2 separate regions of the Homo sapiens genome follow, and region 2 is linked to region 1. The links are chromatin contacts, found by Hi-C or POLR2A ChIA-PET in ENCODE. All regions are on one chromosome and are shown on one strand. Each heading gives the region's core, a stretch centred on a gene start or an enhancer-like site at or near the end of the contact. The rest is flanking DNA. Distances are from core to core; before and after follow the strand shown. Region 1 has its middle 78 kb from the start of MYL10. Region 2 overlaps CUX1 (cut like homeobox 1).

Region 1 (4,027 bases), core at 525-3,024:
TTGGCCAGGCTGGTCTCGAACTCCTGACCTCCCCAAGTGCTGGGATTACAGGCATGAGCCATTGTGCCCAGCCCCCATCCATCTTTTGAAACTGGTCCACAACTGCAACCTCTTACCAACCCTCTGCCTCCAGTCCTGGCCTCGTAACCCACATTTCCCCTTAGCGCATCAAAGCACTTTGAGTCCTTCTGGTGGCTCCTTGTGTGCTCTGGATGGTGCTCGGACTCCATAGCCCAGGTGCAAAGGCCCTTTAGGATCTGGCCTCGGGCCTCCTGTCTCCCGCCCTCCCTTGCACACTCCAGTCTACTGTTCCCAAAGCCCCTCTGTCTCACTTCCGGACCTTCGCACGTGTTGCTCTCCTCCTGCACCTGCCTCACTCCTCTCCCAACCCAGGGCACAGCATCAGGAAGGCATGGGCCAAGGGACACCTTCCTACACCGTCTGTGTGGGGCCAGATCCCCAGCACCCTGGCCACAGGAAGTTAATATTTACTGAATAGATGAAAAATCTCCAGGTGTGGTGGCTCATGCCTGTAATCCCAACACTTTGGGAGGCTGAGGTGGGTGGATCACCTGAGGTCAGGAGTTTGAGACCAGCCTGGCCAACATGGTGAAACCTTGTCTTCACTAAAAATACAAAAATTAGCTGGGCGTGGTGGCAGGCACCTGTAATCCCAGCCACTCAGGAGGCTGAGGTAGGAGAATCACCTGAACCTGGGAGGCGGAGTTTGCAGTGAGTCGAGATCACACTATTGTGCTCTAGCCTGGGTGACAGAGCAAGACTCCGAAAGAAAAGAAAAAAAGAAAAGAAAAGAGAAAAGAAAAGAAAGAGAAAAGAAAAATCAACTCCAAAGCCCACGCTCTTTCGGCCACCCTGCGTGCCTACCGCGTGCATAGCAGTGAGTGAACACCTGTAGGAAATGACATGAATTGGTGGGAGAAACAGACAGCACTAGCTATGGGAGGACCTGGGAGGACTTGGCATTGACAAAGGTCTACTAAGTAGCAGCCTCTCCCCACGGTCATTTCAGTCCTTTGTCTTCAATATACCGTTCTAGAGATTAGGAAATGGAGGCTCAGAGAGGGCAAGTCACTTGCCTGGGGTCACACAGCTGGTTGGCACGAGAACCACAATTTGAACTCAGGCCTGTAGGATGCCAGAGCACATGTGCTAGCCACTACCTCACACAGCCTCTTCACACCCGCCTATGGGGAGCGCTCTGTCCAGACACAGAACTTCCTCTAGGCACCAAGTGCAGTGGCTTTTTTTGCGTGTCATTTTTCACCCTCGGACCCTGCCTCTTTAAGTGTTTCTGTTATCGTTAAAAGAGCAATAAGGCTGGGCATGGTGGCTCATGCCTGTAATGCCGGCACTTTGGGAGGCGGGCGGATCACCTGAGGTCAGGAGTTCGAGATCAGCCTGGCCAACATGGTGAAACCCCATCTCTACAAAAATACAAAAATTAGCCTGGCATGTTGGTGGGCAGCTGTAATGAGGCAGGAGAATCACTTGAGGTTGCAGTGAGCTGAGATCGCGCCACTGCACTCCAGCCTGGGCGACAAAGTGAGACTCCATCTCAAAAAAATAAAAGAAAAAAAGAAAAAAAAAAGCAATAAAAGACAGCATAATTGGAACACAAAGGCGACGGCCTGGCCAGCCCTCCCTGGGGAGTGGAGTGCCAGGAACTTGGGTGTGATCCTACCTGTGATTAATGCTGCAAAATTACAGCTTTCCGCGTACAGGTGTGTACAAGCCACCGGGTGGGGTGCCGAGCAAACACAGCATTTCATGAGGGCAGTAAAACCCAGGCCTGTGGTGGAGAACCACAGTCAGAGGCTTTCTCCTCTCCCTCCCTCTCCTCCTAACCTCAGGAGACATTGCCGGTACATGGCCCTTTAGCATTTGCAAAGTGCTTGTGGGTGCACAGTCCTTTACAGTTTGCAAAGTGCTTGTCAGTGCACAGCCCTTTACAGTTTGCAAAGTGTTTGTCGGTACGCAGCCCTTTACAGTTTGCAAAATATTTGTATGGACAAGCTCCCACACAGGGGCAGGAAAGGTGAGGGGCTGGGAGCTGCAGATGAAGGACTAGCATGCCAGTGCTGGGGGGCTGGTCATGGGGTGGTGTGAAGTCAGGATCAAGGGTCGCAGCCCTGGACGGAGGACTCGGAGAGGGCAGCAGGGCAAGTTTTGGTCCAGGAGACGGAGGCTGAAGAGGTGTTCCACCGTCCTGATGGCCCAGGAAGGCTTCCTGAAGGAGGTGGGGTGTGGAGAGTGATCCTAAGAGTCCCTCTGTCTTCACTTATACCTGAGCTGCAGCTGGAAGGATGTCTTCATTTTGAAAGGGAGAAGAGGGACACCCACTAGGTCCCCATTGGGTATCAGAGCTGCCATGCAGGGCTTCTCAGCAACTTGCCATGGTTGAGGGGCCTGGGCTCAGCCAGCCCAGCCCGAGCCCCAGGTCTTGGAAACCGGCTCTTGTGGACTTCCTTGAGCCCTGTCGGGTGCCGACTCTCTCCCGATCGTAGAAATCTCCTCCCTATGTAGGAAGCAGAAGGCAAGAGCTGAGCGATAAGCTGCTTCCAGGGCAGCTTGGACATTGGATACGGGGGTGCATGGGGACTTGAGCCCCCAAGGAAGTTCCGCTTTCATCCAAAGCTGCCCCTATTGCCGCAGCCATAGGTCCCCTGGCCCTGCAGCTGTCCATTGGCCCTGAGCACTGGCTGCAGGGCTATGGGCTTTCTTGGGTTCACCATGTGCCTGCCCTGCTCAGAGACTTTCAATGGCTCCCCATTGCTGTTTCCCCCAAAATGGGGGGCAAGTTCCCATGGATCTAGGACTTGGTATTCAGGGATGAACAAACCACCAGACCTATACCTGATAAATATCGATGTTTACTTTCTTGGTAAGTTGTTTATGTTAATATCATTACAAAAGTGTGGATATGTAACATGTTCACACGGTTTGACGTCCAAACTGCTATGAAAAGGCATTGATCACAAGTCCCACTATCCATGTCCCAGGGATCTCATCCCCCTGATCCCTAGAGGAACAATTAGTTTCTTGTGTATCCTTCTAGTATTTCTTTATGCAAATGCATAAAGCAATCTGTATTTGCTGACATAGATGCTGTTCTTTTTATTTATTTTTATTTTTATTTTTTGGGACCCAGTCCCAATCTGCCACTCAGGCTGGACTGCAGTGGCACAATCTCAACTCACTGCAACCTTCGCCTCCCAGGTTCAAGTGATTTTCCTGCTTCAGCCTTCCCTGTAGATGGGATTACAGGTGCCCACCATCATGCTCAGCTAATTTTTGTATTTTTAGTAGAGACAGGGTTTCACCATATTGGCCAGGCTGGTCTCGAACTCCTGACCTCAGGTGATCCACCTGCCTCAGCCTCCCTAAGTGCTGGGATTACAGGTGTGAGTCACTGCACCCAGCCTATTTTTATTTTTTTTGAGACAGCACCTTGCTCTGTCACCCAGGCTGGAGTGCAGTTCCATGATCACGGCTCACTGCAGCCTTGACCTTCCAGCCTCAAGCAATCCTTCCACATCAGCTTCCCAAGTAGTTGGGACTACAGGTGTGAGCCACCATGCCAGTTAATTTAAAAGATTTGTTGCAGAGACGAGGTCTCGCTATGTTGCCCAGGCTGGTCTCGAACTCCTGGGCTCAAGCGCTCCTCCTGCCTCAGCCTCCCAAAGTGCTGGGATTACAGGCATGAGACACCCCACCAGCCTATGGTGTTCTACTCCTTGTGTTTTTACCCAATATTCTATCTGGGAGATCTTTCCACGTCAGGGTATAGAGAGCTTTCTCCTCTTCCTCCTCTTCTTCCCCTCTCCCACCTCCTCTTCTTCCCCTCTCCCACCTCCTCTTCCTCTTTCTCCTCCTCCTCCTTTTTCAACAGCTTCATAGTATTTCATTGTGTGGATGTACCATGATTTATTTCACTGTCTTTTTGCATAATGTGTGAAACAACTGGATTGCTGCCAGCTTTCTGCTGTTACACGCAGCTGCGATGATT
Region 2 (4,027 bases), core at 916-3,415, 530 kb before region 1:
GACTGAGGGTGCTCGAGGGGCGGACTCACTGGCGAGGACCAGCGCTTAGAAACTGCAAACCAAGAGGCACAGCACACCTGGCTTTAGGCATTTTTCCTATGCTGTAGCCTACAGGCTGCAAGAAGAACATGAATCCACATTCGAGATGACATGTGGGTGCACGTGGGGTTATTCCTCTAGGGAGGCCAAATCCCCAGAGGCTGGGAAATAACAGCAAGAGAGAGATCTGTTGTGGCAGGAGTTTGCTTTGTCACTTTCCAGGCCGGGTGACCTTGGTGGAGGCACCGAACCTCTCTGAACCTCTGTTTCCTGATCTACAAAATGCATTTTTTTTTTTTGAGATAGGGTCATGGTCTGTCACCCAGGCTGGAGTGCGGTGGCTCAATCTCTGTTCACCGCCTGCAGGGTTCAAGCGATTCTTGTGCCTCAGCCTCCCAAGTAGTTGGGATTATAGAGGCGCACGCCACCAAGCTTGGCTATATTTTTTTTTTTTTTTTTTTTTTAGTAGTGAGGGGGTTTTGCCATGTTGGCCAGGCTGGTCTTGAACTCCTGACCTCAAGTGATCCGCCTGCCTCAGCCTCCCAAAGTGCTGAGATTACAGGCGTGAGCCGCCGTGCCCTGCCTACAAAATGCATTTCTTATTTCTCTCTCTGATAACAAAGGAAGGCCTCTAGCCACCTGGTACATGCTCAGTAAATGCTGTGATAGCCCGATCAGCCACCCACACAACACAAAAACCAAATGCAGCGCCCCCAGAGCTGTTTCGCTCTCCTTGGTTAAAAGTGCTCCCAGTGCTAAAAAAATCTTTAGATTCAGGCTGCTGGAGAGAAAAAGTTACACAACTTTCCAGCCCTCTTAGGTACTCATTAGCTGATGACCATCCAAAAATATTTTTGCCCTGTCCTCTGGTCCCTTGGTCATGGGTCAATGTCCCTCATCAGCTGTGTGTGAAAGATTTGAAAGAAACAGCCTGTCTATGAATGCGGACGCAGCCGGCCCGGGCGGGGCAGGGAGACTTACCTTTCTTCTCCATCCGTTTCATGTCCATCAGCTTCTCCACATTGTTGGGGTCGTTCAGCCACAGCTGCATCCGGACGAAGGGCTCTCGTCCTTTCAGACTGAGCTTATGCCAGGGTTTGGGGCGGGCAAGGAGGTCAGAGACAGAGCCTTGGGTGAGCCCTAAGATGGTCTCCCCAAATAAGCGCTGGCCTAGAGAGAAAACAGAAGCAAGACAGGTATTGTCACCGAGAGCCAGGGATCTGAAGGGACAAGTACGTGTCAAGGTTAAAATCAGACACAGGAGTTTAAAGGCTCAGGGTTGGGCTGGTGACATCCTAGCTTACAGCAAACATGTGGTAGAAATATATCTTCAACCAGACTTATAATACTCTCCATTGGCCAGGGAGTTGGCATTGCTCTTGCATTCTCCGTACACACAACCAATGACATTTCTCTTTATTATTATTATTTTTTTGAGATGGAGTCTTGCTCTGTCACCCAGGCTGGAGCGCAGTAGTGTAATCTTGGCTCACTGCAACCTCCGCCTCCCAGGTTCAAGCAATTCTCCTGTCTCAGCCTCCAGAGTACCTGGGACTACAGGTGCTCGCCACCACGCCTGGCTAATTTTTGTATTTTTAGTAGAGACGGGTTTTCGCCATGTTGGCCAGGCTGGTCTTGAACTCCTGACCTCAGGTGATCCACCCCCATCAGCCTCCCAAAGTGCTGGGATTATAGGCATGAGTCACCGCATCTGGCCAGTGACGTTTCTCTTAAGCCTTCAGCCTGGTGCGGTGGCCGGAAGGGCCCTTTGGGAGGCTGAAGCGGGAAGATCATTTGAGCCCAGGGGTTTGAGACCAGCCTGGGCAACACAGTGAGACTCAGTCTCTACAAAAATACACACACAAAAAATTAGCTAGGCGTGGTGGCATGTACCTATAGTTCCAGCTACTTAGGAGGCTGAGATGGGAGGATTGCCTGAGCCCAGGAGGTTGAGACTGCAGTGAGCTATGATTGCACCACTGCACTCCAGCCTGGGCAACAGAGAGAGAGACCGTTGTCTCAAAAAAAAAAAAAAAAAGGAAAAAAAAAAGCCTTCAGGCTTTGTATGTGCTGAGGTCACGCTAACACCTGTGGTGTTTCTCAGAGGCAGTGAAATCTCTAAGCCAGAGCTCAGGAGGCCAAACAGCAAACAGGAGACCTCTCTTGTACAACCTCAAATCAGAGGGCAACCTGCGTCTCCTTCCACAATTAGCAAGGTTATCAGGTCTCGCTGAGAAAACGGGGCAGGCAACCCACAATCACAGCAGGACAGAGGAGAGGGAGCTGCCCAGCTCTGCTTTTCTGAGAGGCCGGCCGATTCCAATTCCAAAGTCTGCTTTTGCAGTCTAGGCTGCCTTTGCTAAATAAAGTAACTGGAAGTGGATCAAAACCCCTTTCCTGATACCTTTTCTTCTCCCAGGCAGGGGCAGGCAGCCCGCTTCACAGGCTGATCAGAGGGCATTTCGCTATGGAGAGCACAGCCGCATTGAGTTGGCAATGCTTGTCAGGAGCTTAGAAAGAAAGGCTCACTTCTCTGAGGGCCATTCCGCTGCTGGTTTAGAGGGCCACCGCTTGTAAAGATACAAATTAGGATCAGTGATAACCTGGAAGGCCTGACGGGAGTACTTGAATGAACAGGACTTATTAGGTGGAAGTGGAGACTGGGATCAGAGGGGCCAGCGTTTGACCCCATAAAGTGTACAGAACAGAAGGCACCTCTCCCCATCCGGGGCAGGGAGACGACAGAGGGCTGGCTTGTTCTCTCTGTGGCTTACATCCTCTATGTGAAATAGAAACACCACACACTGGCTTCTAAGAAGGGGGCCTCCAAGTAAAAGTTTACTGCCTAGAAAGCACTGAAGCTGAGACATTAATTTCTTATCAGTCTTTTTAATTTTTTTCCCTAAAGAAACAGGGTCTCGCTATATTGCCCAGGCTGGACTCGAGCTCCTGGGCTCAAGCAATTGTTCTACCTCAGCATCCCGAGTAGCTGGGATTACAGGTGTGCACCACCACGCCTGGCTTAGTCATTTTAAACTTAAGATAAAAAGAAAAAGAAAAAGAAAAAACAAAACAAAACAAAACAAAAAACTTAAAGATAAATTTACTGATTTTGTAAACCTGTGTTTCTCTGCTTTTCAAACTCTTTAGCCTATAAATGTCCCAAGTCCTTATGATTTTTTTTTTTTTAGTTGTTATAAGAAAATTTTGGCCAGGTGCGGTGGCTCACGCCTGTAATCCCAGCACTTTGCAAGGCCAAGGTGGGCAGATCATGAGGTCAGGAGATCGAGACCATCCTGGCTCACACAGTAAAACCCCGTCTCTACTAAAAATACAAAAAATTAGCTGGGCGTGGTGGTGGGCCCCTGTAGTCCCAGCTACTCAGGAGGCTGAGGCAGGAGAATGGCGTGAACCCGGGAGGCGGAGCTTGCAGTGAGCCGAGATCGTGCCACTGCACTCCAGCCTGGGTGACAGAGCGAGACTCCATCTCAAAAAAAAAAAAAAAAAGAGAAAATTTTACTTAATGCTAACATGGTAAAAGAATCTATTTTCATTTCAAGGAGCTTGCTATGTTCGGGAAAGCAATATATATGAATAGCTAGTTGCTCTTTGCTTAGGCCTCCCAGCTGAATGGGGAAAAAAAAATCAGATGATTATTCCTGGAAAATTATCTGTATGACTCCTAGATGTTTCCTAGCCATGACTTTTAATTGTTTTGGGGCTACAGACCCATTTGAGAGCCTGAAGAAAGCTACAAACCTTCACCCAGTAAAACCAACATCAAGGAAAACTCCAGCAATGATGGTGGCATGGATGATAACTTCAGCCTAGGAGTTTTGAGACCAGCCTGGGCAATATGGTGAAACCCCATCTCTATTTAAAAAAAAAAAAAGGCTGGGCGCAGTGGCTCACGCCTGTAATCCCAGCACTTTGGGAGGTTGAGGCGGGCAGATCACGAGGTCAGGAGATTGAGACCATCCTGGCTAAC

The links. A loop is a pair of places that touch in the nucleus more often than their neighbours do. ChIA-PET counts read pairs that join two places held with the same protein, here RNA polymerase II (POLR2A). Pooled maps may share reads with other maps.
Region 2: a loop to region 1 is called in a map of kidney, with 2.5 times the contacts of the local background. The contact joins two enhancer-like sites. A Hi-C loop is called at or near these places in 4 of 168 maps with a recorded cell type or tissue (GM23248, K562, kidney and 1 more) and 2 of 50 pooled maps. POLR2A ChIA-PET finds 5 or more read pairs at or near these places in 1 of 52 experiments (Panc1).

What each region holds. Positions count from the first base shown.
Region 1 is chr7:101,705,503-101,709,529 of GRCh38, reverse strand. No RefSeq gene overlaps it. Among named protein-coding and RNA genes, the nearest start is that of MYL10, 78 kb to the right of the region's middle. RefSeq lists a silencer at 3,080-3,259. Within about 2 kb of position 1,774, at least 3 of the 41 ENCODE cell types and tissues checked have a DNase peak (open chromatin) inside an H3K27ac peak, as active enhancers do.
Region 2 is chr7:102,231,234-102,235,260 of GRCh38, reverse strand. It overlaps CUX1 (cut like homeobox 1), which reads right to left. Exons shown (of 24, transcript NM_181552.4): 22 at 1,021-1,209. Among named protein-coding and RNA genes, the nearest start is that of SH2B2, 54 kb to the left of the region's middle. Within about 2 kb of position 2,165, at least 3 of the 41 ENCODE cell types and tissues checked have a DNase peak (open chromatin) inside an H3K27ac peak, as active enhancers do.